2 separate regions of the Homo sapiens genome follow, and region 1 is linked to region 2. A link is a loop called in an ENCODE intact Hi-C map of the cell type or tissue named here. Cell type or tissue: right lobe of liver. All regions are shown on one strand. Each heading gives the region's core, and the rest is flanking DNA. Links, peaks and the distances in the headings are about the cores only.

Region 1 (16,361 bases), core at 8,138-10,637, 430 kb after region 2:
CCTCTGTCCCTCTCTCATGGCACTGAGCATGGTGAGCCTAATATTGGAACCCATTCTCTCCCCCATCAGATGGAAACTTCTTTAAAAATAGGGGCTGGGGCTGGAAGCCACCATGGTTCTGCCACTAGCTGGCACGTGGGAGGTGCTCATTGATAATGGGATAATGGAAAGGAAGGTCCAGTTCAGAATCACCTCTGAGTGCAAAAAACCCCCGAACTCTCCTTTTACTCATTCTATGTGGCGGCAAGTGGCTGCTCATCCCCTGCTCCTGCCCGCTACTGCCTTCTGCTCTCTTCCCTGAGACACCTCTCCTGTGACAGGTCCTGGGTCTGCCTGGGTACAGCACCTAGCCCTGCCACATACAACATGCTTGCAGCCTCCCACCTGCATCTTACCCGGAGCAAAGCCCTCCTTCCCAGCCACAGATGCCCAAAGGGACACAGACTTTTGTGCTCAGAAAACTACCACCCCCGCCCCAACCACACTCTCCACCTGACCCACTTGCACCTCCAAGGGCCTGCTTGTGTGGCCTGAGGATCATCCCTGACTACCTGTTCTCTCTCACCCCTCCCCCCAGTCCATGTTCTGTAAGCTTTTCCTTCTGTTGAAGGTGATTTTCACATGTGCATCTTTCCCCACCCTAACAGCCACTGCCCTGTCCAGGCCATAGCCCTTCCACATTGTTCTCCCTGCCTCCACCTCACCCTACTCATTCTATTCTCCACCCCAAGGACCAGGGCCGTTATCCTTATCAAAACTTTCGGTGCTCTCCATGGGCTGAGAAACCAGGCTCATGCTCTTCAGCTGACAATCAAGCCCTCTGCCATCCGGCTGGCCTGGGACTTCTCTGGCCTTATTCCCCATTTCCCCAGCATCTCCACCCATACTCTTCAGGGCCACTCACACGGGCCCACCTCCTATTCTCCAGTACCCCTGGTTCTCTCCCACCTCCGAGCCTTGGGTCATGTGGTCCCTTCACTTGGAAACACTCTTCCTCCTCATCTCTGCCCATCTAATCTACTGTCCTTCCAGGACAGCCCAAAGGCCATCTCCTCCATGAAGTCCTCTCTGACTACCTTCCAGAAGGCAGGGACCTCTCAGTCCTCTGAGCTCCTATGACCCACACAAAAAGCATCCGTGTCTGGCCACCCTTCACCCCAATTAGGCTTTCTGGGTGCAAGGACCCTGTCTCATTTCCCCTCTTCCAAACCCCACCCCCTGCTGCTGCCTCTTCTATGGAGACAAAGACAAAGGCATCCCTTGGGGGAGGGGAGCCGTCTTGAAATCTCTGGGAGGCGCCTGACAGCTCAGTCCTACTGAGAAGAAAGCGGCCCAGAAGGCTGCACTCCCAGGGAGGGGTTCTCACCAGAAGGCCCCGCGCTGGGCCTGAGCCAGGGAGTGTTTGCGGGAGCCCAGGGGTGTGTGTGTGAGGGGTGGGGGACTTGGCAGGCGCTGGGATGGTTATGATCCATTCTTGTTCCAGTTCCCTGATGTCTTTGTTTAGAATCCCCTGCTGCTCCTCACCAGGCAACAAGGGGGGTGTGGATAGCTCAGAGAAGGGGCAAAGGAGCCTTGGGAGGAGCCAGTTCCCCTCTTTTAAGGGGAGACCTAGGAAAAGGGAGGGAGCCCCAGAAGGGGCCCTCTTGTTAACGTGCATCCTTCACCAGGTGCAGGGCTGGCCCTTCAGCCCCTTGGGTTCTGGCTCCCACTCTTCCAGGCTTCTTGTCTGTCTGTCTGTCTCTCCTTAGTCTGCAGCCTCTTCCTCTGGACTAGCTCCTCTTTCAACAATGCCCTACATTCCCCTTTCCCCCTCCTCCCACCCCCAGTGCTGTCCTCTCCACAGATGCCAGCAGGCTGTGGCTCAGATCCACGCCCTCTTCCTCAGCACCCCAGCCCATGCACTTGTCCAAGCCAATTCATTCCAACTCCTATTCTTTTGCCCCCACTCTCTCTGACTCAGAAGAGTTTAACACACAATCACCAGAGCCCAGAGAGACAGCCCAGGTTCCATTCCCAACTCTGCCACTTACCAGCCAGGTGTCCTTGGCAGGTCCCTTCACCACTCAGAGCCCCGGTCTTCTCACCTAAATTGATGTAATAATACCTATCTCAGCCAGATGCAGTGGCTCACACCTGTAATCCCAGCACCCTGAGAGGCCAAGATAGAGGAGAGGATTGCTTGAGCTCAGGAATTCAAGAGCAGCCTGGGCAACATAATGAGACCTTGTCTACAAAAAATTTTTTAAAATTAGCCAAGCATGCCGTCACGTGCCTGTGGTCCCAGCTACATGGGAGGTTGAGGCAAGAGGATTGCTTAAGCCCAGGAGGTCAAGGCTGCAGTGAGCTCTGATCACGCCACTATACTCCATCCTGGCTGAGAGAGTGAGACCCTGTCTCAAAAACAAAACAAAACAATACAAAATGAAAAACCTATCTCACAGGTGGTGAGGTAAGAACTGAGCGGGGCACAGAGCAGGGCCAAGCACACAGGATGTACCCCATAGAAGGCAGCATTGTCAGGAATGCCCTGTCCTCCCTAGTAAATGTCATGGCCACCAAGCATTGAGCCCTACCAGTGAGTCCTGTGACGACCCCCCTTTCCAACTGATCCTTCTCAGTGTCCTTCCCAGGATCTTCCTTCTCTGTTCATCCCCTAAATGTTGACAGCCCCACCTGCTGTCCCTCCTCCTTCTCTGTCTGGGTAATCTCAGCCACCCTTGGGCTCCTGTAGCCATGGGACACCATCACCTCTGAACCTGCATCTCCAACCCAATCTCTCTCTCTCTGGAGCTCCAGAGGCCCTTCTTGGCCCTCTCTAGCAAATTCCAAAATGTTACATATGTATGATTCCATTTATATAACATTTATGAAATGGTAAAATTTTAGATATTGAAGACACATTAGTGGTTGCTGGGGAGGGCAGGTGCTGGGATGGAGGTGGGTGCAGTCATAAAAGGGTATATTAATTTCTTTTTTATTAATTTTTTATTCCCATAGGTTATTGGGAAACAGGTGGTGTTCGGTTACGTGAGTAAGTTCTTTGGTGGTGATTTGTGAGATTTTGGTGGATCCATCACCCGAGCAGTATACACTGCATCCAATTTGTGCTCTTTTATCCCTCACCACCTTCCCACCCTTTCTCTCTGAGTCCCCAAAGTCCACTGTGTCTTTCTTATGCCTTTACTTTCTCATAGATTATCTCTCACGTATGAGTGAGAACATACAGTGTTTGGTTTTCCATTCCTGAGCTACTTCACTCAGAATAATAGTCTCCAATCTCATCCAGGTCACTGTGAATGCCATTAATTTATTCCCTTTTATAGCTGAGTAGTATGCCATCATATATATATGATGGAATATATATATGTGTGTGTGTGTGTGTGTGTGTGTGTGTGTGTGTGTATAATACAACAGTTTATCCATTCATTGATTGATGGGCATTTAGGTTGGTTCTATGTTTTGCAATTGTGAATTGTGCTGTTATAACCATGCATGTGCAAGTATCTTTTTCATATGATGACTTCTTTCCCTCTGGGTAGATACCCAGCAGTTGGATTGTTAACTCAAATGGTAGTTCTCCTTTTCGTTCTTTAAGGAATCTCCATACTGTTTTCCATAGTGGTTGTAGTTTACATTCCCACCAGCAGTGTAGAAGTGTTCCCTATTCACTGTATCCACGCCAACATCTATTATTTTTTATTATGGCCATTCTTGCGGGAGTAAGGTGATATCACATTGTGGTTTTGATTTGCATTTCACTGATCATTAGTGATGTTAAGCATTTTGTTCATATGTTTGTTGGCCATTTGTATAACCTCTTTTGAGAATTGTCTATTCATGTCCTTAGCCCACTTTTTGATGGGATCGTTTGTTTTTTTCTTGCTAATTTGTTTGAGTTTGTTGTAGATCCCAGATATTAGTCCTTTGTCAGATGAATAGATTGTGAAGATTTTCTCCCACTCTGTGGGTTGTCTGTTTACACTGCTGACTGTTCCCTTTGCCATGCAAAAGTGCTTTAGTTTAATGAAGTCCCAGCTATTTACCTTTGTTTTTATTGCATTTGCTTTGGAGTTCTTGGTCATGAAATCCTTACCGAAGCCAATGTCTAGAAGGGTTTTTCCAATGTTGTCTTCCAGAATTTTCATAGTTTTAGGTCTTTAAGTCCTTGATCCATCTTGAGTTGATTTTTGTATAAGGTGAGAGATGAGGATCCAGTTTCGTTCTCCAACATGTGGCTTGCCAATCCCAGTACCATTTGTTGAATAGGGTGTCCTTTCCCCACTTTATGTTTTCGTTTGGTTTGTCAAATATCAGTTGGCTGTAAGTATTGGGGTTTATTTCTGAGTTCTATATTCTGTTCCATTGGTCTATGTGCCTATTTTTATGCCAGTACCATGCTGTTTTGGTGAATATGGCCTTATAGTATAGTTTGAAATCAGGTAATGTGATGCTTCCAGATTTGTTCTTTTTTGCTTGGTCTTGCTTTGGCTATGTGGGCTCTTTTTTCATCCATATGAATTTCAGGATTTTTTTTTCTAATTCTGTGAAGAATGATGGTGGTATTTTGATGGGAATTGTGTTGCATTTGTAGATTGCTTTTGGCAGTATGGTCATTTTCACAATATTGATTCTACCTATCCATGGGCATGGAATGTGTTTCCATTTGTTTCATCTGTGATTTCTTTCAGCAGTGTTTTGTAGTTTTTCTTGCAGAGGTCTTTCACCTCCTTGGTTAGGTATGTTCCTAAGTATTTTATTTTATTTTTGCAGCTATTGTAAAAGGAGTTGAGTTCTTGATTTGATTCTCAGCTTGGTCATTGCTGGTGTATAGAAGAGCTACTGATTTGTATACATTGATTTTGTATCCAAAAACTTTGCTGAATTCTTCATAAAAGGGTATATTAATTTCTAATTTCTTCTGTAATAAATGACCACAAACTTAGTGCCTTAAAGCAATACAAATGTATTCTCTCTCAGTTCTGGAGATCAGAAGTCCAAAATTAGTTTCACTGGGCTAAAGTCAAGGTGTTGGCAGGGCCGCAGTCCCACTGAAGACTCCAGGGGGAAACCTGTGTTTTGCCTTTTTCAGCTTCATGAGGCCGTCTGCATTCTTTGACTCATGACCTCTTCCTTGCATCACCTTAGCCTCTTGCATCCATCATCACATTTCTTACTTCCTGCTTTGACCTTCTTGCCTCCCTCTCACAAGAACCCCTGTGATTACTTTTAGGGCCTACCTGGATAATCCAGCAGCATCATCTCCCCCTTTGAAGATCCTTAACTTAAGTACATCTGCAAAGTCCCTATAACATTCACAGATTCCAGGGATTAGGACCTGTATCTCTTGGGGGATAGTGGTAGTTGCATTATTCAGCTTACCACAAAGGGCTACACAAGGAATCTTGGTGGTGTTGGAACCGTTCAATATCTTGACTATGGTGTGGTTGTATCCCATACAAAGATCTACCCAGGGGATAAGATTGTGTAAAACTTAACACACACACACAATTGAGTACAAGTAAAACTGGTGAAATCTGAATGAGATGTGTGGCTTTTATCAATATCAATATTCTGATTGTGATATTATACTATGGTCTTGCAAAATGTCACCATTGAGGGGAAACTTGGCAAAGTGCATAAGAGTTCTCTCTGCATTCTGTCTTACAACTGCATGTGATTCTACAGTTATCTCAGGAAAATTTTTAATTATTAAAAAAGTGCTAGGCCAGGTGTGGTGGCTCATGCCTTCATATAGTTTGGCTGTGTCCCCATGCAAATCTCATTTTGAATTGTAGTTCTCATAATCCCCACATGTTGTTGGAGGGACCTGGTGGGAGGTAATTGAATCATGGGGGCAGTTACCCCCATGCTGCTGTTCTCATGATAGTGAGTGAGTTCTCAAGAGATCTGATAGTATTATAAGGGACTTTTACCCCTTTGCTCAGCACTCATTCTCCTTCCTGCTGCCATGTGAAGAAGAATATGTTTGCTTCCCCTTCTGCCATGATGGTAAGTTTCCAGAGACCTCCCCAGCCATGCTGAACTGTGAGTCAATTAAACCTCTTTCCTTTATAAATTACCCAGTTTTGGATATGTCTTTGTTAGCAGCGTGAGAATGAACTAATACATGCCTGTAGTCCCAGCACTCTGGGAGGCCAAGGAAGGAGGATCCTTGAGCCCAGGAGTTCAAGACCAGCCTGGGCAACATAGAGAGACCGTGTCTCAAAAATAGTACTAGGCTGAAGGTATGGCAGAAGCCAATTTGGTCATCTTCTCAGCTCCCTTTCCTTGTAATCTTGCAGTCCTGCCCACAAGGATGGGCTGTCAGCTGCCATGTGTTAGAAGCTGAGCTGACCCTCTTGGCTACAGGTGATGGCACCAGAAGTAAGCACCTGACCCAAGATGAGCCCGTTAGAGCCCATTCTTCAGTTCTTTGGTAATTTAGAATTGGGACGCCGGAGACAGCCACCCTGTGGATGGCTGGACTTGTCACATAGAAACATGACACTTGGGGTGTCCATGTTCTACCACGTACAGGGAGGAACAGGGGATGTTCATTCAAAGACAGGAGATCGGAGTCCCTCTGCAGAGGGAAGCAGACAAGAGCTGAAGAGGGTGCCTTGCTTTCCTATTGGCTTTCCACTTCCTGTTTCTAGTCCTTCTGGAGATGTGGCCCAATTTAGCCCCTGGATTTCATGAGATTCCTTGTAACAAATCTCCTCACTGCCACTCCCTGTCCTCCAGCTAGCTGAGAAAGATTTCTATTATTTACAGTGCGGACTTTGAGCCATGGCCTGCCTAAGCCCTGGGTGCCCTGGGGAGGTTTGTGTGCTACCCTTCCAGGGTTCAGCACAGGGAGGGTATGCAAAGGGTCCTTTTTAATCTTGGACTTTGACCCCACTCCTGTCCTGTATCCTGTCAGTCTGTAAAATGCAGGAGTGGGCCTGTCAGCTGCCCTGAGAGCCCTCTCAGCTCTGCGGCTCTCTGCAATCAGTCCCACGCATGGTGCACACAGTGGGAACTTGCTGACTGCTCATAGCATGGGGTGGAGGCTGTCCTGAGAATTGTGCCAGAGGATGGTCTGAGGACAGTGGGCAAACCCCAAACACTGTCATGTCTAGAGGAAAGGAGACTGAGAAGAGCCCAAGTCAGCTCCCCTAGGCAACCAGGAAACAATTTGCAAGATGGAATTCAACAAGCAATGCCAACAAGATCATAATGACCATATTTATGGGAGAACGTGGAGGCCCGCGTGCGGGTTTTCATTATCATGTGTATAAATGTGATGGCTCTGTGCAGCCAGCCTCCCGCTCCAGGCGGCAGCTGTTGGCTGGTGCATGGTAATTTGATGTAAATTGTCCCCAAATATGGTAGTTCCCTCCTCTGCCAGGGGAGTTTGAAGTCACAAACCTGGAGATGTTGGCAGCAGATGTTTTCTTACTCCTCCGCAGGCTGCTGGTATTGTGGAAAAGGATAACAAACCCAGAGACAATGCTTACCTGCACCACCTCTGGTGTGCCTGCTGTGAGACCTGCAGCACACGCGCCACCCCTCTGAGCCTGTTTCCACATCTGTAACATAGGCACAATGTCCTGTCAGGGTTACTTTGAGGAGTAGAAGAGATATACCCAGAGCATCCAGTACAGTGCTTTTATTAATATTCTTCTTTGGGACCTCGGTGGTGCCAGTTGTAGGAGCTGGGCAGTCAGTGCCCAAGCTTGTCTTCTAGTCCTAAATGGTGGGCTCCCCCAGGCAGAAAACAGGAAGAGCAACATGATTAAAATAAAAGTGAAAGTTCTAGGGAGAAACCTTAGTCTAAGGACAGACTAAGGTTTAATTCAAGAGCTCACTGGAATTTGTAAGCAAAACATCAATACCCCAATATGTAAATGAGCAAAGGGTTCAAACAGACAATTCACACCGGAGAAAGACAAATAACAATCCAACACAAAGAAAAATGTCTTTCCCCCCTCTTTTGCTTTACTTTTCTTTAATCCTCGGTGCAAGATATCAAATTAAAACAACCTCGAGATGGCTTTATTCCCACAAAATAAAAAAATATGTATATTAAAATGAGTTTCTAGCTGAAGTGATACACTCCGCTGGGGAGGTAAAACTTATCCTGTAGCAGACATTTTGCAAGGCGATCTAATAATATGTACCAAAAGTCAAATCAAGATAAATGATCCAGGCATCTCACTAATGTGAATTTCTCCTGAGGAGATTATTCAACAGGAGGAAAACGCCAAATCAACAAAGATGCCGTGAAAACATTTGAAAAGCGAGGTATGCATGCGTCAGTGGAAGATGGGGAAGCCATCCATGAGGTTCCACACAGAATACCCTGAAGTGCTTAAAAGGGTAGTTGTGTTTTGAGGATTAGGCATAGCATGTGGAACAATGTTTACAATGTATTTTTAATTTAAAAAAGGAGCACAAAAGGCTATTTATAGCATGATGGAAACTATACACATGTGACTGTATGACGCAAATGGTGCCTCCTTGCAAAGGATGAGACATTGAGAGGGGTGCGCTGTCCAGCACAGAGGGAGACCCCCGGGAGGCATGAGATCTCTGTCTCTCAGTCCCAAAGGTCATCTCAGAGCAGCAGCAGCAGCAGCAGACAAGCTTTGAGAGGTCCCAGAAAGCAGGCCTAGCACATGAGATGGAACTCTTTTGGGGGGCAGGTGGCAGCTCAGCTCAGGGAAGAGCCTTCTTGTGGTCAGTGACATGGGCTGGCCCCTGAGGTAGTGAGCTTTCAGGGGCTGGAGGTGTGCAAGCAAAGGCTGGAGTAGAGCTGGGCAGCTGGAATGATGTCACCTAGGATGGTTAAATGATATTAATCACATGTCTACTCATACCAGCCCATCTAGCCAAATATCCCTGTATTAGGCCATTCTTGCATTGCTATAAAGAAATACATGAGACAGGGTATTTTATAAAGAAAAGAGGTTTCATTGGCTCACAGTTCTTCAGGCTTTACAGGATGCAGGATGCTGGCATCTGCTCAGCTTCAGGGAAGGCCTCAGGAAACTTACAATCATGGCAGAAGGCACAGGGGGAGCAGGCACGTCACACAGTGGGAGGAGAAGCCAGCAAGAGACAGGGTAGAGGTGCCACACGCTTTTAAATGAACAGATATCTCAGGAGAACTCACTCACTATCGCGAGAACAGCACCAAGGGGACGGTGCTAGGCCTGCTTTTTGGGCCCCTCAAAGCTTGTCTGCTGCTGCTGCTGCTGCTGCTGCTGCTGCTGCTGCTGCTGCTGCTCTGAGATGACCTTTGGGACTGAAGGACAGAAAAGCCATCACAAAAAATCCAACTTAATGACCCAATCACCTCCCACCAGGCTCACCTCCAACATTAGGTATGAAAATTCAACATGAGATTTGGTGGGGACACAGATCCAAACCATAGCAATCCCTAAAAGGGAAACAGAGTAAGCCCATTCATTCATGGAACACAGGGAAGAAAGAGGGAGAGGAAGAAGGAAGGGGAGGGAGGGAGGGAATGAGGGAGAGAGCAAAGGAGAAAAGAGAGGAAGAGATGGAGGGAGGGAGGGGGAGAAGGAGGGAGGAAGAGAAGGCAAGGCCTGTCACATGCTAAGCAGGTATCTAATCCCTTTGTAAACACTGTCAGAAATTTATCTTCCTAATTGAAAAGCCCATGCGGGCTGGTTAATCCAGTCCATGTTAATGAGACCAAAACACATTAAAGTAGATATTGACTCCAGTCGTCAGAGAGCCAGGATTGAGGACACCAGGGGGAATATATTGACAAAAGTGAGGCTGGGGTCAGCCTTGGCCCCACGGACATTATCCTGCTGCTCCCTTGCTCAAACCACCCCACAAAGAGACCCAGTCATCCACCCAGGGCCTGCAGGATTTTCATTTCTTATGGGGAGAAAGTGCTACTTCCATGATGGAAGCCATTGGCCCCCTTAAATGGAAGAAAGTGGCCTTAAAAATAAAGGCCTAAATAAAAACATTCACTCAAACAAGTAGAGCAAAGTACAAATCTGTTCATGTTTAGTAACTTCAAAGAAATCATTACCAAGCCAGAGAGGGGCCTTCTGGGAGGCTGGGGTGAAGCAATGCTCAACCAATGCTTGTCTCCTGCTCATGACATTTAACCCCTCCTACAAAAGGTTAATACTCTTATCCTCAGCATTGCACTTAGTAAAAAGTCTCCCATCCTATATTCAATTAACGAGTGAGGCCTGGACCTCGGAGTCACACAGACCTTGTTTCAGCCTTGCCATCCCTCTCCTGGACCTCAGGATAACTGTGCATCAGTTGCCCTGGCCCCAGTTTCACCCTCCCCAATCCATCCTCCATGCAGGCCACTAGAATGTTCCATTTGCCAGTTCTGATCATTTCTTGCTCCCACTGAAAGACTTTCCATGTTTCACATTGCCTACTGGATAAAGCCTAAAACTGTTTGTCTTAATTCACCGTTTTTCTAGCATCAGCTCCTATCACCCTAATCACCACTGTCCCAAATTCCCACTATCACTACATGCCCTACGCTCCAGCCATTGACTTATTGAGAGAAAGTGACTTAACTCACAGGTCTGGACTCAAATCACCTCCACAGTCAGGCCAACACACTTTCGATTTAGTAGAACATGTAGTCATCTTGTTTGAAGATATTTTAAAAATACAGTATTAGGCCCATTGAGTTGCACAAACTTCTCAGTTTACAAATCTTTTTATGTAAATCATCTCATTTAACCCTCACTGCAGCTCCATGAGGTGGATATGATGAGGTCTGCTCTGCAGATGCTCAGGGACTCTGCCAAGGTCCCTCAGTGACTAGAGGGAGCTGTAACCAGGGACAGGAACCCAGCTTAACCAAGCACTTCTTGCACTCTGAGCCTACAGTTCCCAGGATCCATATTAATCCTCCTGTCTTACAGAAGAGGAAACTGAGTGACAGAGAGGTCCAGGAACTTGCCTGCATCCCAAAGTTACAGGGGTGGGTCAGACAGATCCATATCCACCCAGCTCAATGTCTACTTCTTTCTCCTGCATCCCAGCTGCCTTTCTGAGGCAGCCATCAAGAGGCTAAGTTGAGGCTGCCCTTTGCCCTCAGCAGTCATTCTTCACTGGGTCCCAGGAACAGGGGTTTCTGGATCATTATTTAGAATGTGATGGGAAGTGGGCATCAAACCAGACAGCAGCTGTTGTGTGAATTGAGGGATTCAATTGTCCTTGAGAAATATGTGTCCTTTGGGAGCAGCCCCAGCCCTCTCTGTCCCTGATCTGAAATAACTCGCGGGAAGTTCATGGCCAACCCTAAACCTGGTGGCAAGAAGAGCCTGAAACCCTGGAGCAGCCACCAAATTTCACCTCCAGTGGGTGGAGGGCAACTCGAGTTGTGTTTCACAGGCTGCTTTGAAATCCCAAGACAACACAGCAAAAAGGCACTCTCAGGTATGTATGTATTCATTCATTCATTCATTCACAAACGTGTCTTGAGAGCCTACACCTTGGCAGGTGCTCTGGGAGACACAGCCCAGGCCGTCAGGCCCCAGTCCAGTGGGGAGATAACCTGGTAAACTGTAAGGAAGAGGTTCTTCTTATCCAACTCCTACCTTTCCCATCTAAAGGAACTGAGGCCTAAGACGGGAGGCCCTCCTCTGCTTTCAAAGAAGAGAAGGCGGCAGTTTTGTGTTCAAGTCAGAGACCTCACAATGGCAGTTTTTCAGGAGGCTGAAGGGGCTGAATTTCTGTTTTCCCCAAGGCAAGCTGTAAGAGCGTTCCTTTGACAAGGTAATAAAACATCTGTGTTTACAAGAGAGACAGGAGGAAGCTGGCAGCTGTGGACCTCTGGGGCTGCCTCTGAAGGTGTTGCCTCGAAAGATACAGTCTGAGGTGGAGACATCCAGCTGTGAACAGCCTGTGCCTGGCCCAGAGCCTGGGTACTGGTCTCTTCCTTCTGCTTTAGAGACTTCTCCTGGTCTCCCACTTGTTGTGTGCTGGCCCACCCTGGCACAGGCCCCATCTGGACTTGCTGCTCACTGAGTGGTTGTTTGATGGATGGATTTCATCTCATCTGTGCCCTTCCCAACATGCAGCTTACCTAGAGGTCACAAGGTTTTAAACTCTTCTCTTCCCCCCTCCTGCAAGGTCATACGAAGCTGCTTTATTTGTCATCAAGGCCTTTCACTGCAACCCGCCTTGCCAGCCTTGTTTCTCTTCCTCCCGCACTCATGTGAACCCAGATCAAAGAGAGCCCACCCCACCTCACTGGACAGCACTGGCAGTGAAGATTCCACTGTCTGGCTTGTTGACATGAAGCTGGTCCCCAGGCCCTGTGTGGTTATGAAGGTGGGAGGGAAGCTAGAACCTCCCCACAGATAATCCCCAAGTCTCCAGGTTTCTATGGAAGCAGAGAAGTAGTAAAAGGCACATGAGGGGTATCTTAGTCTGGATGACTCTTTAGTCCACACCTGGGCTCTGGGATTGTTGGCCCTAGCACCCCTTCCCAGGTCCTCATGCAGCTGATACTCAGCTCGGCCTGACACCTTGACCCCAGCACCTTCCACTGGTCCTGCTTGATGCTGCCTCTTCTGGAAATGGGAATGGTGATCCTTCCCCACCCTTGCTACCTCCCAGCTGAACAGAGGGGCACATGAGGTCATGCGTGAGAAAGCACTTCGTAAAGGGTGAAGCACGAGGCTCAGAGGAAGCAGGTTCAGGTTTAGTTAAGATTTTTAAAGCATCAGCTGGGCGTGGTGGCTCATGCCTTCAATCCAAGCACTTTGGGAGGCCAGGGCAGGAGGATGGCTTGAGCTCAGGAGTTCAACATGGTGAGATCCCATCTCTACAAAAAATTTAAAAATTAACCAAGCATGGTGGCACGTCCTGGTAGTCCCAGCTTCTTGGGAGGCGGGGCAGGAGTATTACATGAGCCCAGGAGGTCGAGGCTGCAGTGAGCTTATGATTGTATCACTGCACTCCAGCCTGGGCAACACAGCAAGACTCCGTCTCTTAGAAAAAAGGGATAAGTGGCTCGTGTTTACTTTTGCAGTCACCCTAGTCATAGGGCCAGTTCAGCTGCGGTTCCTTAGGAAAAGGAAAACATCTATCTGCATCCTCCTAGTTACTAATTGAGCATGTGTTGCCTGGTACTTTCTCCAGATAGGACTTTGTTCATTTCACTCTGACCAGGAATGTGCAGAGGAAGCATTCAGACTATTCTGCCACTGTGACTGCTCCAGGGATGTGGGTAACAGACACTGGGTCATTGCCACAGGAAAACCTCAGCCTTGCCCACTGCTGGGAACAGCCAAGGAGACAGAAAGGAAGGTGACCCCTGACTCACTTGCATTTTGCAGACCTCACAGGAGTGTGTCTACTTGATGCCCCAGGGCCCTAGCTGCATGAGAGTGGGGAGAACACAGAAAACACAAGGTCAGCTCTCCAGCCTCTCCAACCAGCAGTGCAGAAGGGTGCTGAGCAAGCTGCCCCCCAGTATCCACCTCTGCAACCTCCTCAGTCTACAGAGCCAGCCGGGGGTGGGGCCAGCACTCAGATCTGCCTGGCTGGGACCCTGAGCCCTCCTCTGGATCACAACGTCTCTGTGATCTGGGGGTACAATGGTGTGAGATGAATGATTCAGGATAACCTTTCTGATGCGGGGAGAACAAAGTGTCCCTGCTACGTCCTCCAGAAAGCAGAGTCAACACAGCCGAGGGAGTACAGTCCAGAGATGTGAGGTGCATGGGAGGGAGGCAGGATGGAGGGAGAGCCACAGTGAGGATGTGCTTTTTTTTTTTTTTGAAACAGGATCTCGCTTTGTCACCCAGGCCAGAGTGCAGTGGTGCGATCACTGCTTGCTGCAGCCTCAACCTCCTGGGCTTACGTAAGTCTCCTGCCTCAGCCTCCTGAGTAGCTAATTTTTAAAAATTTGTTTGTAGAGATGGAATCTCACTGTATTGCCCAGGCTGTCTCAAACACCCGGCCTCACACCATCCTCCTGCCTTGGCTTCCTGAAGCACTGGGATGGCAGGCATGAACCACTTATCTGTTCTTGGTGTAATTGCTCCCCCTTTCATGGAGGGCTAACTTAGAGTCAAATCTTCACTCTGTGATTCCATCATCCACAAAGCCCAACTTTGACTAGTTGGGAGTAATCCCACTGAAGAGGTGCCAGTGGGAATGTGTGGACTTCTCCTGAGGCCTGGGGGTCCCCAGGGCTGGTGGAGGCAGGAACTCCACACTAAGGCACTGAAGAACCTGAGATGTCCCACGGCTGAGAACAAGAAGAGTCTGTAGGCTCGGGCAGGGCAGAACCAAGGGGACTGGGGCCAGGAGGAAGGCTGGAAAGAGGAGCCCAATCCCAGTCCTCTAGGTGGTGATCTGCGGCACAGCAGGATCAAAAGAGGAACAGAGGCCAAGGGCACAGGACATCTGGGATCCAGGCCCAACTTGTTCATGGCTCACTGTTTGCTGTTGAGCAGGCCCCTTCCCCTCTCTGGACTTGTTTCCCCACTTGTAAAACAAGAACTAGCTGGCCTCTAAGATCCCCCTCCAGCCCTGGAATTCTGTGGGTTGATGAGAAATCTCCCATAGTTAGCAACTGCTCCTGCACAAACCCACAGTCACATGAAGATGCAAGCAGATTGTTCTGTATTCACTTGGGAATTAATACCCTGAGTCAGTCTCTTTTCCACCAAGTGCTTGCCGTTGCCTTTTCAGATCTCCACACCAGAGCCACGAGTTCCAGGTAGCTCTACATTTGACACAATTTCTCACCATGCCAAAGAAATCTCTTCTCCCAGGCCACAGCCAAATGGAACCATCTGCACCATGAAGCTGAAGATAAAGCCGCAGAAAGATTGCTGTATTGTGAGTGGAGAAGAGGTCAGAAACAACCCTTCAGCCCAGGGAGCCAGGGAAAAGGCTGGGGTGCCAGGCCTTGACCACGATGTGGGTCAAAGGGAGGGATGGCCTGCCTCCCCTGAAACTGTCCCTCCTCACAACAACCCCCAGAGTTATGTGCTTCTCCCCCATTCTGGAGGTGAGGAAAGTGAGACTCAGAGAGGTGAAGTCCCCTGCCCAAAGTTACACAGCCAGTGACGAAATCAGGCTTCAAAATGAAGTCTGTCTGGCTTTCAGCTCTGGTACATGACCTCCCCCTGACACTGATCTGTTTGTAAGCATGCCCCCTTTAGTGGAGTCTCCCTTCAGGGGCAAGAGCTGGGTGGACTCAGCTCTTATTGCAGGGCTCATAGACACACAACAGATGCTCAGCAAATGCTGGTGGAGCAAAACTGAACAGAATTTCCACTAGCGCCCAGACACTTGAAATTGATGGACAGGTGATCTCCCATTCGGGCCATGTGTGTGTCATCTGCAATGGCTCCCGTGGAGTTGAGCAGACAGGAAAAGTGTCTCAGTCCCAGCAGGAGGCACAAGGTCACACTCTTGGAAGGAATTAATAATATCCAAGGAATTCCTCTGGAACAGTGGGGGGGAATAAAGGTTCTTCAAAGAAGGCCTAATAGCAAATTTTCTGGATTTTCCAGCTAATTTGAAGGTACCTACATGGAACATTTTCTTGTCAGAAAAGATTTTAAAATACATTCATTCAGCGTGACATGATAATTGGGCCTGGCTGCCTGATGAATGCCTTTTATCTATTCCTGAGCTATTGTTCGCTGGTATTGAGCTGATGGGCTGGAACCAGCACTTTGTTAAATGCACAAACAGAGCCACTTGCAATGATTCCGGTCACCAGAGGCAGTGGGGTGTCAGAGGTGCAGGGAGCTGGTAATGATAGTGTCAGAGGAGGAAGGAACTTTAGCGATTAGAGAAGGCAACTTCTTCACTGTATACCTAGGGAGACCGAGACCCAGGGATGAGCAGGGAGCCGCTATGGGGGTGGCAGAAATGGGACTTGGACCTGGGTGTCCTGCCCAGACCCTGAGCATCCTCCCCTGCCTTCTGAGGATCCTGTGAAGAGAGGCGAGCAATAAACAGCGTGTGTCCATGCAAAGCTGCTCACACCCCCTGGATCCTCTGCTGGAGTGTGCTCCACTCGCACTTCATGGCAGGGCTTGGCTGCCAAGCGGAATGCATTTCTGACAGCTGACTTTTCTCAGCTCTGCAATGTTATTATAGAGTCAACTGTTTTCATAGGCCCTTTTCTCTCTCTCTCCTTTCATGTTTTCCTTTATTTTAATGTCTTTGTCTTATCAAAGGCAAATTTCCAGGCCTGGCCATCTGATAATCATTTGCAAAGTCTCCATGTTTCTTTATCATCACCCTTTCTGAGAAGGAAGGACTTGTTTGGACCTAACAATTCTTCAACTTCACATAATTTTTTGGTTTTATCTGAATCTGAAATTTCT
Region 2 (2,500 bases), core at 1-2,500:
AGGGAGATGCCATCTAACAGTTGAAGATTTAAAAGCAGCTGCCAGGAGTGGCTTCAGTGACTCCCACCTTCACACAAAAGGAGACGCGAGCATGAGCAAAGGAAGCATGAGCACTTCTGTGGAGAACAGAGGGGTTCATCAGGCAAGGAGTATGGCTGCTCCAGGCAGCATGTATTCTGAGCTGCAAGCAGCCTGGGGGTCACCTCTCACTCCCCTGGGGTACCGTGGAGGAAACTGAGGCCAGAGAGTACACTACCCTGGCCCAAGGCGCACAGCAAGGCAGGCTGCAGGTGAACCCAGAGCCCCGGCCCCGCATCCCGAGCCAGCTGAGCCGGGCTCCGAGCCACATCTCCTCCCACCCTTCTTCAAGGCAGCATGGGCTTCCACACCTCGGCACCGTCATCAGCACCATCGTCGTTCAGGGAGGGCATTGCCCCCGGGGAGCTTCAACAGGCTGCTATGCCTGCCAAGCTCCTGCATCAGCCACATCTCCTTTGATAGGACATCTTGCGAGGGCAAAGTCACAATGAGAGGTGTCTCTGGTGGGTGACCTGTCTAATGAGTCTTGTAAGGCTGGCAGAGGCCGGGGTGCTGGAGCTGTCACAGGCGTTCAGATCGCTCATTATCATCACAAAAAGCACCTCCTCATCATCAGGATTATCAAATGTGCCGGGCACGCAGGGCTAATAACAGGCCCCACCTTGCAGCGCAATCACGGGCTTTAATAAAACATTACTCAGCCTGCAGCTGCCGGCCGCCGAGCAGGGTGCGAGGCCTCACCTCTCGCTTTTAGACCTAATTGCTTGATGCATATTTCATGAAGAATCCTGGGTAATAGTTATGTTAAATCGCTTCTTTTCATGATGAAATGACTTAAAAATACTTGCATATAATATTTATGCAGGAGAAGGATGGAAATTGGCCTTTGGGACTAATGTGTGGGACCCAGTTACAGGACTCCAGACACAGAGGGGATTTCTGGTTTACCTTAGCTTGAAAGGTGCATGGGGAGCTGCTGTCCTGACCCAGATGTCCCCAGAACATTAGCCCTCAGGTCAAAACCATCTAAGGCTCCCCATGGCCAAAACAGATATAACAACACCCAGTACTTCAAGAGCCCCTACTGGGTACTGGGCTCTGAGCTGAGCTGTTGCCACATATTATCTCATTTAAACTGTAGAGCAAACAACTTTAAGTTGTTAGAATGATCACTGTTTACAGATGGGAAAACTGAGGCTCAGGAAAATTGTGTCTCATGGGACATGGTAGGGCTAGGATTTGAACCTATGTTTGTTGAACTCCAAAGCCTGGCATTCAAGGCCCTGAAGCTCCCACCACAGCCTCATCTTCCTCTGCTCAGCTACCCGTTGGCCTCTTTCTGCCCCAAGATCTGGCTTCCCTGCAGCTTGGTGAGAACTGGAGGTTAAGAATCCTGTCAGCCCATTGTGATGTTTCTCAGCAGGCTGAGCCTTAGCCCCCTCTGGCCTCTGGGCACACATACATGCCTGGCACACAGCTGGGGCACTGTGCCCATCACCCATCCACCCATCTATCCATCCATCCATCCATCCACCCGCCCACCAGGGTCTGCCCAGAGCCGGGGCAATGAGGCCCCATGCATCCTCCCCTCCAGACGTAAGCTTCCCAGGGCAGGCTGGTGGCTGGTCGACCTTGTCCCTGACTGCAGCCCAGCAAAGGGAGAAGCTGCCCACTCTGAGGCTGGATACAGTGGATGCTTTCTCCAGTCAGCAACAGTCCCAGGACGAGCCAGTGAGAACTGGCAGAGTGGGAAGGACTGGGGAGCTTCCGGAGGGTCATCCCTATGAGGTGAGTACACAGGCACACGCTTTTCAAATCAGAAAGTCTCCCCCAGGGAGGCCACAGGGAAGAATGCACCAGAGCCCTCTTCCCTTAGGATTTGGAAAGGACTTATTCCTGAGGCCACTCAGCCGCCCAGTGTCCCCTGCCCAGGCCTAAATAAAACATGAAAGTGAGACAAGTTCCCTTGCAAAATCATGGTCTTCTTGAAGGGGTAATGTGAGCGCTGGCCCTGCCCCTCCCTACTCAGGCTCTAAGTGGCTGCGTCTTTTCTTCTTGTTGGGCTATTTTATTTTGCTATTTTTTACCCCTACTCTTTCTTATGACTTTATTTTCCATTACCCCAAAGAATGTGGCACAAAGCTGTTGGGCCATTTTAAACATTTAAATCTTACATTGTGCGAAGATTCCTGGGCCAGGTTGTTGGAAGGAGAGACAGAATGAGCTTGTGCATTTAAAGTGCACTCAACCATCAGTTGCCAGATAATTCTCAGGTGAGGGAGGTGTCGCAGGTCCCTTGGCCTTGGGGAGCAGGGCAGCGAGTGCTCACACTCTGATCCCTGGGAGCACTGCCTCTATGCTTGGCATGGGGAAGGGCCCTTCCACCCCCACAGACATGTACTTGCTTCCAACAGGGTGGAGGCAAACAGGGAAGTTTGTGCGGAATTGAAGGGAGTCAGGC

The links. Peaks named below come from ENCODE experiments on the same cell type or tissue, not always from the same donor. Only the 100,000 strongest peaks of a DNase experiment are listed, where the experiment ranks them.
Region 1: it touches region 2 in a loop (2.7-fold over the local background); 80 of 110 quality-filtered maps call a loop at or near these places.

What each region holds. Positions count from the first base shown.
Region 1 is chr9:38,345,644-38,362,004 of GRCh38, forward strand. The region is part of intron 1 of LOC107987065 (a long non-coding RNA gene); the gene reads left to right. LOC105376040 (a long non-coding RNA gene) reads right to left here. Exons shown (of 4, transcript XR_929605.1): 4 at 9,250-9,289. Among named protein-coding and RNA genes, the nearest start is that of ALDH1B1, 39 kb to the right of the region's middle. In right lobe of liver, for the core only: no CTCF peak of the experiment used is centred there; no DNase peak of the experiment used is centred there.
Region 2 is chr9:37,923,579-37,926,078 of GRCh38, forward strand. The region is part of intron 5 of SHB (SH2 domain containing adaptor protein B); the gene reads right to left. Among named protein-coding and RNA genes, the nearest start is that of SLC25A51, 21 kb to the left of the region's middle. RefSeq lists enhancers at 1-233, 1-28. In right lobe of liver, for the core only: no CTCF peak of the experiment used is centred there; no DNase peak of the experiment used is centred there; H3K27ac peaks cover 194 bases.